Linked DNA regions of Homo sapiens: region 1 is linked to region 2. Evidence: chromatin contacts called from ENCODE Hi-C or POLR2A ChIA-PET data. All regions are on one chromosome and are shown on one strand. The core of a region is the stretch at or near the end of the contact, and the rest is flanking DNA. Distances in the headings are between cores, read along the strand shown.

What was found. Hi-C counts contacts between places; a loop is a spot of excess contacts on that map. ChIA-PET counts read pairs that join two places held with the same protein, here RNA polymerase II (POLR2A). Pooled maps may share reads with other maps.
Region 1: a pooled map shows a loop between it and region 2 (2.8-fold over the local background). The contact joins two enhancer-like sites. A Hi-C loop is called at or near these places in 1 of 37 single-sample maps with no recorded cell type and 3 of 50 pooled maps. POLR2A ChIA-PET finds 5 or more read pairs at or near these places in 1 of 52 experiments (OCI-LY7).

The regions. Positions count from the first base shown.
Region 1 is chr4:185,343,645-185,346,799 of GRCh38, reverse strand. SNX25 (sorting nexin 25) reads right to left here. Exons shown (of 19, transcript NM_001378034.2): 13 at 150-263. Among named protein-coding and RNA genes, the nearest start is that of LRP2BP, 51 kb to the left of the region's middle. Within about 2 kb of position 1,444, at least 3 of the 41 ENCODE cell types and tissues checked have a DNase peak (open chromatin) inside an H3K27ac peak, as active enhancers do; they include OCI-LY7, where a contact is called at or near this core.
Region 2 is chr4:185,729,116-185,732,062 of GRCh38, reverse strand. The region is part of intron 3 of SORBS2 (sorbin and SH3 domain containing 2); the gene reads left to right. Among named protein-coding and RNA genes, the nearest start is that of SORBS2, 82 kb to the left of the region's middle. RefSeq lists a silencer at 2,485-2,682. Within about 2 kb of position 1,527, at least 8 of the 41 ENCODE cell types and tissues checked have a DNase peak (open chromatin) inside an H3K27ac peak, as active enhancers do; they include OCI-LY7, where a contact is called at or near this core.

The sequences.
Region 1 (3,155 bases), core at 195-2,694, 390 kb after region 2:
TTAATTAAAAAAAACACCCAAGATATTTTTTTAGCATCTAGCATGGCTTGTGAGAACAAAAAGCAAACTACCAAGCTCGTAGAATGATGACAGTTTAACCCTAAATAACTAATTTTTTCTCTCATATCCCACATTTTTCACTTGCTTACCTGTAAAAACTTATTTAATTGATTCTTCGACTTTTCCATAAACTTTTGATCTATAGATTTGAAAGGCAGCTTGCTAAGAGAAGGCAACTGGACTTTTTTTAAAGAAGGGACGCACTGTGGGGGGAAAAAATGAAATGTTAGTATTTTGAAATTACATTTTAATCTTAAAAAAGATTTAGAATAACAATTAGAACAAAACAAATATCCTCCTCCTGTACTTGTTCCTCTGAGGTGAAAACCTACCCATCTTAATGAGGCTCGAAGAATTGGGAGGAACGGAAACTTTGATGGAAAAAACTAAAGCACATCCCCAAACCTACAGATCCCCGGGAGCTGGGAAGTCACAAGGCCAGGCTGGTACGAGGGATCTGCACACCACGCAGGGTGGCACATGATGTGACAAATGGAAACCTGGCTCACAGAAAGTTTTTCAACTAGAAGGTGTTGTGTTTTTAACATCTCTGTAAAAAGCTAAAGTTAACAATAGAAAATGGCCGGGCGTGGTGGCTCACGCCTGTAATCCCAACACTTTGGGAGGCCAAGGAAGCTGGATCACATGAGGTCAGGAGTTCAAGACCAGCCTGATCAACATGGTGAAACCCTGCCTCTACTAAAAATACAAAAAATTAGCCTGGCGTGATGGCACATGCTTGTAATCCCAGCTACTGGGGAGGCTGAGGCAGGAGAATCGTTTGAACCCAGGAGGTGGAGGCTGCAGTGAGCTGATGTTGCACCACTGCACTTGGGCCTGGGAGACAGAGTGAGACCCAGTCAAAAAAAAATAAAAAGAAAAGAAAACAATGGGAACAAAGAAAACTTGGGTTGTAGCTCTATTACTGCATTTCTTTCCTTTTTTTTTTTGAAACAGGGTCTCAGTCTGCCACCCAGGCTGAGTGCAGTGGCGTGATCATGGCTCATGGCAGCCTTGATCTCCCAGGCTCAAGCGATTCTCCCACTTCAGCCTCCCAAGTAGCTGGGACTACAAGCATGCACCACCATGCCTGGCTAATTTTTAAATTTTTTGTAGAGGCGAAGTCTATGTTGTCCAGGCCAGTCTCAAACTCCTGGATACAAGCGATCCTCCTGCCTCAGCCTCCCAAAGTGCTGGAATTACAGGCATGAGTCACCACTCCTGGCCTTATTACTGCCTCTCAGTGGCAAACTGTAGATTGTAAGTATATTAACAAAATATATTCATAGTACGAAGAGCGCACCCTTTGTGGATTAAGTCCTCCCTTCTACCAGACACTGTGCTAGAAGCATAGCATGTGTTATTTCATGCTTACAACAGCTCTGTGAAATTTCAGAGAAATGAAACAGGCAGTGAGAGTTGGAAGGGAAGACTAAAATCACTAAGTACCCAAAAAGGTACTTCCTGTCACAGCTGTCGACAGGAAGGGTTCTCACAACAGGAAAACTCACACCGTAGGAAAGGGCAGGGGTAAGAGAATAGCCCAGCCATCAGTCCACAGACGAGGAAAGATGACAAAGAGGACGGGCATGGACTTTCATGTTTGTTTCTTTTAATGCTTCCATCTAATTGTTTTGATTGTCTAAGTAAATTCTACCTTCCAAAGACATTTCATTTCAAAATTTTCCCTCAACTCTTTTTCCTCCTGTTTTGATACAAACTTTGGTTTCACAATAGTTTTTCCACAGAGAAAACAACACATTTTTCTGTAGTATCAATTTTACTCAACAACTCTGGGGAAAATTCATTGTTATACTGAGACAAATTTTTGCTTTCCACAGTGCTAAGGTGACCAAAGGCCATCTGAGAAATGTAGCATGCATGACATTCAGTTTGGGTCACTATCCTTAAAAAGCAGTTGAAGAAATTATAGTATGTAGTGATGAAAACAGGTTAAAAAATCACTCTGGAGACAAGGTTAAAGAAAAGAGACACATTTCATTCATAGAAGAGGAGTCTGAGAGGTGCCCATGAGGTTTTGTAAAGGAGCAGCGTGGCTTCAAACCGTGTTTTCAAACTTTGTTTTCCTTCCTCCTTCCTCCTTAATCTCAAGATGTAACTTTGAGACAGGCTGCGTATGTGTTTCCTTTCATTCTGAAATACAGCCTGGGCATCTGCTGTGAACCTCCACTCCCTTTCTTTCCCCATCCCGTGCTCCCATGCTTTATGCACACTGATTTACCCACATGCTTGTTAAGCGCACACCACGCTCCTTATCTGGTCATCTATTTCCTTAGAAGCTTCAAGGGCCAGATCCTGATACGGACCAGACACCTCTGGCCACAGTGGCGCCGGATGCTTCACCAGATGGAACAATAATTCAAGACGAGCCATCAGGGCAGATCACACCATCTGACACTCCCTAGACCTGCTGCCTCTTCTGCATTCCAAACCCTCTCTTTAAAATCCCCTGGGTTCCCTCCACAGTTGAAGGCTGGAAATTTTTATTTTTATTTTTTGGAATGGAATCCTGCTCTGTTGCCAAGGCTGGAGTGGAGTGATATGATCCTGACTCACTGCAACCTCCGCCTCCCAGGTTCAAGTGATTCTTTTGCCTCAGCCTCTTGAGAAACTGAGACTACAAGCGTGCACCACCACACCCAACTAATTTTTTGTATTTTTAGTAGAGATGGGGGTTTCACCATGTTGGCCTGGCTGGTCTCGAACTCCTGACCTCAAGGGACCCGCCCACTTCGGCCTTCCAAAGTGCTGGGATTACAGGCGTGAGCCAACATGCCTGGCTGAGGGTGGAAAGTTTTAGAAAGAATTTTGCCCACTCCTCCCCTTGCTAGCATGGATAGTAAAATCTCACTCTCTTTTTGTCACGCCTCACTCTTGTTATTATTATGATGGCTTCTTTCTACAAGCAGCAAGCAGCTGGACCCTTTGACAGTTATAGTTTCACCAGTATCAGTTCACGCTAAGCAAGAGAAAAATGGACCTAAATTCAAGTAGAAATAATTGAAGAACTGTTCACTGCTGGGGAAAAAAGGCAATGACCCATAGTAGAAGGAGAATTAGAGAAGATGGCAATT
Region 2 (2,947 bases), core at 278-2,777:
TATTTTGCAAAAAAGGAGGTCAGATATTGGAGCACAGACATCAGATTTTGAAATTTATTATCCACAAGTTACAATAATAATTTTGTGATACTCTTTGTCCTCCATCTGCACACTGATTTGATTGTATATCTAGAGTGAGACAGAGAAACAGACATATATATATATATATATATATATATATATATATATATATATAGAGAGAGAGAGAGAGAGAGAGAGAGAGAGAGAGAAAGAGAGAGACAGGCAGGGAGGGAGGGAAAGAGATAGGCAGGGAGGAAGAGAGAGAGACAGGCGGGGAGGGAGGGAGAGAGATAGGGAGGGAGGGAGAGAGACAGGCAGGGAGGGAGGGAGAGAGACAGGCAGGGAGGGAGGGAGAGAGGCAGGGAGGGAGGGAGAGAGATAGGGAGGGAGAGAGATAGGCAGGGAGGGAGAGAGATAGGCAGGGAGGGAGAGAGAGAGATAGGCAGGGAGGGAGGGAGAGAGGGAAGGAGAGAGATAGGCAGGGAGGGAGGGAGAGAGGCAGGGAGAGAGGGAGGGGGAGAGAGATAGGCAGGGAGGGAGGGAGAGAGACAGGCAGGGAGGGAGGGAGAGAGACAGGCAGGGAGGGAGGGAGGGGGAGAGAACACTTTCTAAAAGCCAGTGCTTGGTTATTGCATCAGAGAATCTCACTGAAAAAATAAATTCCAAGAGGCTTAGTTAGGTATGGCAGGGCAAAGATATTTTATAAATATTTTGGCAAGTAGAGACAAGAGAAAATGATGCGTGAGGTATTTTCAATAGAAGCCAATTGAGCTTCCTCATTTGCATGAAGCATCTGAGCTGTTTTCCTAAGTTCCAGTTCCTCCTCCTCAGGTGGGCAGCCTTACAGCCTCTGCATTTGACTCTGTCAAGATGAGACTGTAGTAAAGTGAGCTCTTTGTATCATTGATGAAAGAAAGAAAGGATTTAAATTAACCATTGGGACTGAGTTAAAATAAAATAAAGCTATAAAAAGATCATGGCTGCTTGACCATGAGAAAAACCTAGAAAATAGTCATTTGCATGAGTCATTTGTTCCCCGAGAACAGCATTCTGTTGAATGGTGTCCATGAGGAAAATGCTCAAATAGATACCATTGGTTTTTTAAAAAATTATTTCATCAGTAACAATGCAATTTGGGTACAGCCTGATCTGCAGCTACGTCAGGCTGCAGCCTTTTGAGGCTTCACAATGGCTGATACATACTCACCTGTTCCCAGCAGGCAGCCAGGTACCTGGATGTCCAGCTCCAAAGGCACAGCTGCATTTAACGCCTGGACCTGCCCAAGTCTGTGACCTCTGGGACTCTAGGGGCTGACCTGTTCCCTTGTTCTAGCTCTGGGATAGCCCAGTGCAAACTTACTACTGCAACCCGGTTGTCCTCTCCATGGCCTGCAGCTGTTCACCCAAGGAGTGCCTGAGCATCCTTTCTTGGAGGAACTACAAAGAGACTCGCTCAAGGACTTCCTGTCAGCAGCAGAAATGCTGAGTCATCAGTATTCTGTTACAGTTCATTGAAAGCAGTGCTGACAGTGGTGCGGCCAGATGGACAATAGTGAGAGCTCCAGGGCCCCAGCTCAGTGCTGCACACAATGGGTGACACCAAAGAAAAGCTTTTATTAAAATAATACAGTCTATAATGAAGAAATTAAATTTTACAAAACTTCAACCCACTCTCCAGATGATTAAATGAATTATTAGGAATATTTCTTTTCCAAAAAAAAAAAAAAAAAAGAAAGTATATTGACCTTTAAAAAAAAAAAATTAGAATTACACTTTCCTGGTTTGTACCTTGTACTTGCACATCATTGTTTGGAGAATATTTTTCCATATCATTAAAACATTCTTTGAAAATGTAAACTTCACAGATCGAGACCATCCTGGCTAACACAGTGAAACCCCGTCTCTACTAAAAATACAAAAAATTAGCCAGGTGCCGTGGCAGGCACCTGTAGTCCCAGCTACTCGGGAGGCTGAGGCAGGAGAATGGCGTGAACCCGGGAGGCGGAGCTTGCAGTGAGCCGAGATGGCTCTACTGCACTCCAGTCTGGGCGATAGAGCAAGACTCCATCTCAAAAAAAAAGAAAAAAGAAAATGTAAACTTCACTAGCTACAGAAGGAATTAGACAGTAAATAAGTAAATTACAATACACCCCAATGACAGAATACGAAACATTGATATCTAATGTTAGAGCCAAAAGTTCTTCTACACTGCGTGTTATATTTTTCTCACTTCCCTGAAAAAAAATTACATAAGTTGTACTGTACAAGAAATGTTTTCTTTTCTCTCTACAAAGTAGATCATGATAATTCTAAACTTAGGCAGAACCATCTGGAATCTGAGTCATTAGACTAAGTAGAAAGAAAAAGAGGAAAAGTAATGAAGCACTCCCCCAGGAAACTGAAGAGCTGTACTATTCCTTGTCTTTCACAGAGTAGAAATTAGGGAATCTGAGCAAATGTTAGACTGGATGATTTTCTGGAACTAACTGACCTCGAGTACACAGATCCACGTGGCTACAGAACTGTGGTCATCACTAGACTGGACAGTGAGGAGTGTTCTCCCCACATCAGCTCCATAAGGACGAAGCAGGCAGAGGAGGCCCTGAGAGTCTAGTTCCCCTTGTTACTTATTCAGAAAATGGAAATACGGATGGAAACCCTGTCTATAGTTCCTTACAGGGCAGTCCTCTGAAACCGGGGATTTGCTGAGCGGGCCCAGAAAGAGATGAGTAGAAAGTTAATGAAAAAACTAGATTTTCTCTCATTTTAAAATATGCAGACTTAAAAGTTAGTAGCACATTACCCTGAACAAGAGTTTTACTTGTTGAATACCAGTGGAACTTATACTTCACCACATAAGGAAATAAAGGAAAGTGGGAAATAAGAAGCAATTTCTATGACTCAGAGATCTGCCCTTCCTGTAGGA